Regions from separate parts of the Mus musculus genome. Here region 2 is linked to region 1. Evidence: chromatin contacts called from ENCODE Hi-C or POLR2A ChIA-PET data. All regions are on one chromosome and are shown on one strand. The core of a region is the stretch at or near the end of the contact, and the rest is flanking DNA. Distances in the headings are between cores, read along the strand shown. Region 1 holds the start of Megf6 (multiple EGF-like-domains 6). Region 2 overlaps Megf6 (multiple EGF-like-domains 6).

Region 1 (3,310 bases), core at 392-2,891:
TAAAGGGCCAGCAACAGTTTCCACTCGTGCCAGATTGCATCCACCCAACCTCGGGAAGACCGTGTCTGCAGCCCCTCTCAACCATGAAAGAGACAGGCAGGCTGGCAGCCCTAGCCCACCACGCTTAGTGCAATAATCATTCTAGGACCGAAGCTCCCTAGGAACAAACTCAGTTAAGAGGAAGGAGCAGCGGAAGTCGGGGACATAGGTTGCTTCTGTTCATAGACGAGAGGACCCCAACTCAGATCCAGCTCTTTTTTGTAATGGCCACAAAGACCAAAGCAAGACCCAGGGAGGAGGTCCCGAGGGCACCTGTCCCAGTAGGAAGCTTGTCCTCTCATTCCCCAGGGAATCATGACACTGTCCTCACGGCCAGGTACATAGTGGACCGGTCAGTGCCAGCCCTGGACAGAAGCAGCAAGTCTCCTCTGTGGGTGAGAAGATGCCCGAACTGGCAGAATGGAAGCCCCAACCAGGGCCTGAAGGGTCCCTGGTCCACTCCCCGTGCCGCCCCAGCAGCCTTGCCAAGTTTACAAGGCTCCACCTTGCACCCTGCGGGGAAGGGCTGGTGAGGGGGGGCAGGCCTCTCATCTGTACATCCACTCTCAGTCTCACTTCGCACCAGTTTTCCTTTGAGGCCAACAGAGGGGGATCGCTTTGCAGTTTAAGAGAGACCGCTAACCGGCCTGTTGGGGAATCATCTTTCAAAATTAAATCCGTCGCCGCTGGCTCCCTGACCCTCTCTTCCTGCCCATTCTAGTACTGAATTCCTTCTCCCGAGGCCCCAGAGCGCACGTGTTTAACACACAAAACAGTGCTGGCAGCCCCCTCTGGGCACCCCCGCCCCTGCGCAGGCCCTCGGACCCCAGGAGACTAGCTTGGGGAGGAAGTGGGACCAGGCTGCTTCCTCTCGGCCGCCTCCAAGCTGGCTCCCCAGCTGGACCCTGCGCCGCAGGGGCTTGGATTCCTCACCTCTCCGGAGTTCGGCATCCGTCTAAGTCTGCAGGACCCTTGCTGCAGGGGCGGGAACCCGGAGGCTATGGGCCCTGCGGCAGACTCGAGGGCACCAAATCCAGTCCGGGACCCCGGGTCTAGACCATCCCCTCCTCAGTTAAAGCAAAGAGCCCATTGTTTGTGGCCCCAGGGACAAAGCCCCGAGTTCTGTCCGGGTCAGCTTCGCCGCCAGGAGCCTCACGACTCGCGCTACTCACATGCTCGGCTGCAGCGGGCGCGGGGGTAGCGGCTGGGAGGCTGCAGGCACGGCGGGGAGCAGCAGCAGCGTCAGGGCCACCACGCGCCAAGACGCCCTCGCCTCCACCCCGACAGGCATAGTGCGCGCGGTCGCGCTCCCACTCGGTCCTGGGATCTTCGACTCACAGGCGGCCCTTACGGCCAGTAGACGCTGTCTTCACGGGCGCCATACCCCCAGAGGACAGCGGAGCACCACAACCCAGTCGCGCCAGGTGCGGGGCGCGAGGTTCCCGCAGGTGCAGATGGGACAGTTGCCCGGACCTCCGAGACCTTCGCGCTCGGTTCGGCGCGGCCAGACACTTGCCAGGAGTGATGGAGAGCAAACTCGGAGCGGGACGCAGCAGACGTCAGGCCCGCCCGCCGCACGCCCCCCGGCCCGACCCCAGCCCCCTCTTTCCCGACCCCGCTCCCGCCCCTTTTGGCCCCACCCCCAGCCCAAGCCACGCCCGTTCCGCCTTCGGCCCCGCCCAGACAATCCCAATAGGGAGAGCCCACTTCCAGCCCCGCTTCAGCCCCTCCCCTCTCCGGCTCCTGGTCCTACCTTTAAGGCTAAGCTCGCTTCCCAGTACTTTCCCCTAAAGCTTTCCAATTTCACTTGCGCTCCCTCTCTCTGCAACCGAGAGTCCCAGGTCTGACCCCAACCAAGTGAACAATTCTGTCGAGTCTGCGCGGTCCATACTTCGTAAACACCGCTCTATCCAGATCTGAGACCTCTGCAAGCGCACCCTTGGATTCTTGGAGTTGCAGTCACCTTCCCTTGGCCCCTCGTCCGCGCGCCCGCCACCGCTGTCCCAGAAGCAGGGAGGGATAGTAGAGCGGGAGGTAGAGGGGGGGACAGCCTCTGAGTGCCTCTGGGCACTTCCTTTGGGTACTGACTTTATTAGGTAACACACCACCCTCTGGGCTTTCGTATTCCCAGTTCTGTACTGAGTGCTTTGGGACGGTAGCATGGGGTGGAGTGGGCGTGTAGGTCCCACTAGGCACCTGCATAGGGGTCTAGGAGGTGAGGCGACTCCCTGCACCAGGTATTTATTGTCTTTTAAGCCTGGCTTTGATTTGATTTGACTTTCTCCGCGGTTAGGGGCAGACTGACCAGCGCTGTACGTGGCATCTCTTAGTCCAGGACTTATCAAACACTCAGAGGGGCTCTTTGTGAAGCTGAGCTGGGAGAGTCCCATGAGGGTATGGTAGCGGACCTCACTAGTTGCAGATAGTTGTGTGAGGATCAGCTCCTCCTTGTCCTACTGGAGAGGTGTGCCTGCCCTTTTACATGATGGGTGGACCCAGCCTGCCCTCTTCCACCATCCCTGAGGAGTGCGGTAGGTGTTCCAGCCTCCTCTTCCCCTGAAGCAAGTGCTTGAGGGGGCCTCTGGCTGGGGGACCTGGAAATGCCGCTGCAAAAGTTCGCATTTCAAAAGACTGTGGGTCTCATTACTGGGCAGGTGCTGTCAGCTTAGACCTGCTGCTGGCCCAGATGCGGAACCGAGGGCAAGGAAGGGAGTGGAGTGAGTTTAGAAAACTCAGGTTTCAGATCTGAGCAGTAAACATAGAGGAGTATAACCTCAGGGGAAATAGAGAAGGGAGGGAAGTAAGGAAGGAGGGAGGGAGAGATGGATAGACAGACAGATTCTGGAGGGCAATGGGTCCTGGAACTTGCCACCTGATGCCCCAAACAGGACCCCAGTTTGCCCTGCATTGTTGTGCTGGGACTCACCCTTCTGCTCAAACCCATCACCAGACCCTCCCTGGATCTCAGTAGCAGAGGCTGACCCGAGCCCTCTGGGGGACTCCCAATGTCTGCACCCAGGAATTCATCTCATATCCCTCCTCAGCCAGGGGCCCACCACTGTGGAGAAGTACAGGAACTGTACACTGGGCCCAGGCGCTTAAGCTTGCTCCTCTGTACCTCTGTCTCTCCCGGCGCTGGCGTGTGTGAATGCTTGTGTGCATGAGGGATGGGGACCTGAAGAAGTTCACCACCTGCTCTGTGAAACCGTGCCCCAGGACCAGAGTCTGGAGGTGAGTGGGTGAAATTTTCTCGGCTCCTTGGGTGGGGGAG
Region 2 (3,522 bases), core at 673-3,172, 76 kb before region 1:
TCAGCCCTAGATGCCGCCTAGAATGTGGGAACTCTGTCAGCTTTAAGCAGTTCGGTCCTTGGCCTAGCTTGGAAATATGGTTAATGACTGCCTAAGGAATTGGGGTCTGGCACTGCTGGGGTCAGCACTGCAAGGCCCAGGTGCTGGCAGCTGCGTGGGCCTCGTGAGATGCCTCGGGGATCTGAGAAGGCCGGCCTTCCTTCAAAGCAAGCCTGCTTAAAGGCCACATTGCTTGTACAACAGCTCTCTCCTCGCTCACGTGACACACAGCCGGAGGAACACATGGAGGCCCCCTTCTCTGGGGCGAAGCCAGCCACGGGGAGGCAGAGACTGATCTCCTGGCCACGTGGGGTCCCGATATAAGGGAGAAGCCACAGCGATCTCCCACAGAACTGAGGTAAGCTTGCTAACCTGTGCTCTTCCCCATCTCTGCTCTGACCCCCTACACTGGACATAAGCCACGCTGAGCCCAGGCCTGGCTGACCTCACCTGAGCCAGCTGTTCGGCCACCAGCCCTCCCTCCTGAGGCGTCCCGGCGCCCATGCACGTGGCCTCAGCTGGCCCCACATTCCTGGGGGCTCTGTTTACTCATGCTCACCACACCAACTGCGTCCCTACTCGGGACACGTAATACGAACCAGAAGCCCATTCTGGCAGGGCCGGGCAGGCACAGGGGCATGACGTCTCAGCGTCTCAGCAGGAAGCACCATCCACCAGGAGGGAAAGGTACTTCATCTCCAAAGCAGCGGAATGAGTCCACCACGGCTGGCACTAAAGACTTGGGATGCCAGTGCAGCTTCACACCCTCAGAACCACCCCAGCCCTTCACTCCACAGGACTGCATCCGCCCAGATGCTCCCAAGCTGTGCACACCAGGGAGCCAGGCCAGCATCACCCAGCACATCCTTTGTGGATTCCGGGAAAGCTGAGCCAGGCAGATTTTTGTCCTCTCTGCGCTGGGCTTCACAGCTCCAGGAATGGCCAGGGTCTGTGTCTCCAGGCTCCTCAAGTTACTGAGGCACAGCTGTAAGACACACACTCGGGGCTTCTGCCAAGACCAGGGCCAGAGGCTCACATCTGGTTGTGGTGCTAGAAATCAGACCCAAGGTCAGACATGAGCAAAGCCGAGAGACCTTTGGAGCAGAAGCCAGGGGCTGAGAGACCTTTGGAGAGGTCAGTGGCTGAGTGACCTTTGGAGCGAAGTCAGGGACTGGCCTCCCTGCAGTAAGTATATATAGATGCATACTCATAAGGCAAATGCCTCAGCCAGGGTCGGTGAGACACCTAAAAGCACAGTACTGGAGATATATAGGCAGGAGGGTTGAGAACTCCAGGCAACAGGGCCGGATGGGTCTGTCTCCACAATATGCCCCGATTCCCCTTTCAGCCCACAGAAGTCTGTGGTCTGTATACAAGCCTGCAGGACCCAATATTCCGCCTCGGCCCACTTCCCGATCAGACACAAATGACTACAGTTGGGTGACATTCTTTATTAGAGTCTTAATGTCTGTGTGTTCCTGCTCCACCTCTGCCTTCCACCCTAATCGCCCCCGCCCTGCCCCGCCCAACTCAGGCCCCGCCCCGCCCCATCCCACCCTTTCCCCTCCACAACCCCGCCCCCGCTCCGCCCCGTCATGTCATAGGCTGAAGCCCTCTGATATGACATTGTTCAGAAGCTGGGTCTTATACCTTAATTAAGGTTGGAAGTGGTCCCACAGATGGGGCTCTGACCGCGCCAGGGACCAGAAGGGCTGGCACCTTGCTCTTGGACTTGCAACTATGAGCGAAATAAAGCCCTGTGGCTTAAGCCCACGTGGTGTTTGGTCCCGGCAGCCTCCACTGACCAGTTGGAATTCCACCACAGCTGGGCTGCAACTCCACCCACAGCCAGCAGGAGTCGCACTACTCAGGACAGGGTGTGAAGTGCAGAGCTCGGAGGAAAGACCTGGTTTGGTGGAGAAAGAGCCTGGATCTCATAGAAAATACATTTCCTATAGGACAGGGGGCTGCTTGCGCCAACCTGGTTAACACTCTTGGATGTATGGTGCCCCAACAAAGGACGCTTGTCCAGTCTCAGGAGGCAGTACCTGTACTCCAGGCTCAACCTTGGGTCTTGAGCCAAAGCCTCAGAGAGCCTTTCATCAGGAACACCCGAGGGTCATTTAGTTGGCTGCACATGAAGAGCCAGGTCTGCCTCCAGCCAGCCAAGCCAAGCCAAGCCAAGCCAAGTTCATCAGCTTCTTTATTGCATCCTCCAGATCATCCTGGAGGGTTGGGGCTGGCTCAACTGATGTGGCCATAAGGTGCTGAGAGCTCCCTCTATGCTCCATCAGTGGCCAGAGCAGCCTGTCCTTCCAGGGAGCCCTGGGCAATTTTCTACTGCCAAGGCTTAACTTCTGGCTGCACCCCTCCAGGGAAACACACTCAATCCAGTGAGAGGCCTCATAAGAAATTCCCAGCTTCCTCCCCCCAAAGCATTTACCAAAATACTTGGTGGGTTACGTAGATGGCAGATAGAACCCATAAGCAGGTGCACTCAATCACAAAACCAACGTTGGGCCTACTTGACCCAAGGGCAGAGGAATGGGTCCCTCCCAAAACTCCCCTACCCGCTTCAATCCAGCACCACCGTCAGTCACCAAGTATGCACACACACACACCCATGACATGCCATTTTCCTGAATGCCCACCGTGGCTGCCTAACCTCCCCTGCTGGGTTCTGCACCCAGTATGGGCTGCTCAACCTCGACACCCCTGTTCCACCTCAGCCTGTTCCTCTAGGCCAAGTGGAAGCAGTCCCTGCCCTTCGAAGAGCCAGGGTAGGATCATGAGACAGAGGAAGGGACTGACCACAGCAGCTGCTTTCTCTTTTCCCACCTCTCCCTCAGGCCAGGCCTCCTCAGGCTTCTCAGGGCTGGGAAGCTGACCCCTTGTGCAACTGTAACCCCTGCCAGGTTTTGGAAGAACTGGGAGACACGGGCAGAGCTGCATTGGCGGCTCCGTGGGGATGGGTTTTGCAAAAGAGCCTGGCAGTCTGCACGTTTGAGCTGCCTGTGGCTTTGGCCCCAGACCAAGCAGACTGCCAGCAGCAGTCTCGGGGGCCCAAGCAGCTTTCCTTGAGGTTTCTCCTCCAGGACGGAGCCTTGGGGACAGACTGGAGCCTGTAAAGTCCTTTACCGTCCCAAAGCCTGGGGAGTGAAAACCGTGTACCACAGGTACACACAAGTAGGAACAGGCCAAGGGCAGGGCTGGGCAGCTTTCCATCAGTCATGTGACTCTGGCGGCAGGACCACCACAGGTATATGTTATGTGTTAGCAGCAGAGCCCGCCCCAAGGGTGTCCATCCTGAGCCAACAGGTGTAACATAAAGAGAAGAGACCCCCCCTCCCCCCCGCTTTGCCATGGGGCTAAGCCAGCAATAGCCATGGTCCCTTAGACTGGCCCCATTTGTCCTTCACATACAAGGAAACATCCATACACAAGAACTGTGCCCAGGTCACACTAAAAGCCACTAGACAAGTG

What was found. A loop is a pair of places that touch in the nucleus more often than their neighbours do. ChIA-PET counts read pairs that join two places held with the same protein, here RNA polymerase II (POLR2A).
Region 2: a map of heart shows a loop between it and region 1 (4-fold over the local background). The contact joins the enhancer-like site here to the promoter of Megf6 in region 1. A Hi-C loop is called at or near these places in 1 of 37 maps with a recorded cell type or tissue (heart). POLR2A ChIA-PET finds 5 or more read pairs at or near these places in 3 of 5 experiments (Patski and embryonic stem cell).

Annotation. Positions count from the first base shown.
Region 1 is chr4:154,169,044-154,172,353 of GRCm38, reverse strand. It overlaps Megf6 (multiple EGF-like-domains 6), which reads right to left and starts at 1,641. Exons shown (of 37, transcript NM_001162977.1): 1 at 1,212-1,641. The coding sequence starts at 1,330.
Region 2 is chr4:154,244,996-154,248,517 of GRCm38, reverse strand. All of the region lies in intron 5 of Megf6 (multiple EGF-like-domains 6), which reads right to left. Among named protein-coding and RNA genes, the nearest start is that of Gm52687, 53 kb to the left of the region's middle. Within about 2 kb of position 1,922, at least 1 of the 3 ENCODE cell types and tissues checked has a DNase peak (open chromatin) inside an H3K27ac peak, as active enhancers do; it is heart, where a contact is called at or near this core.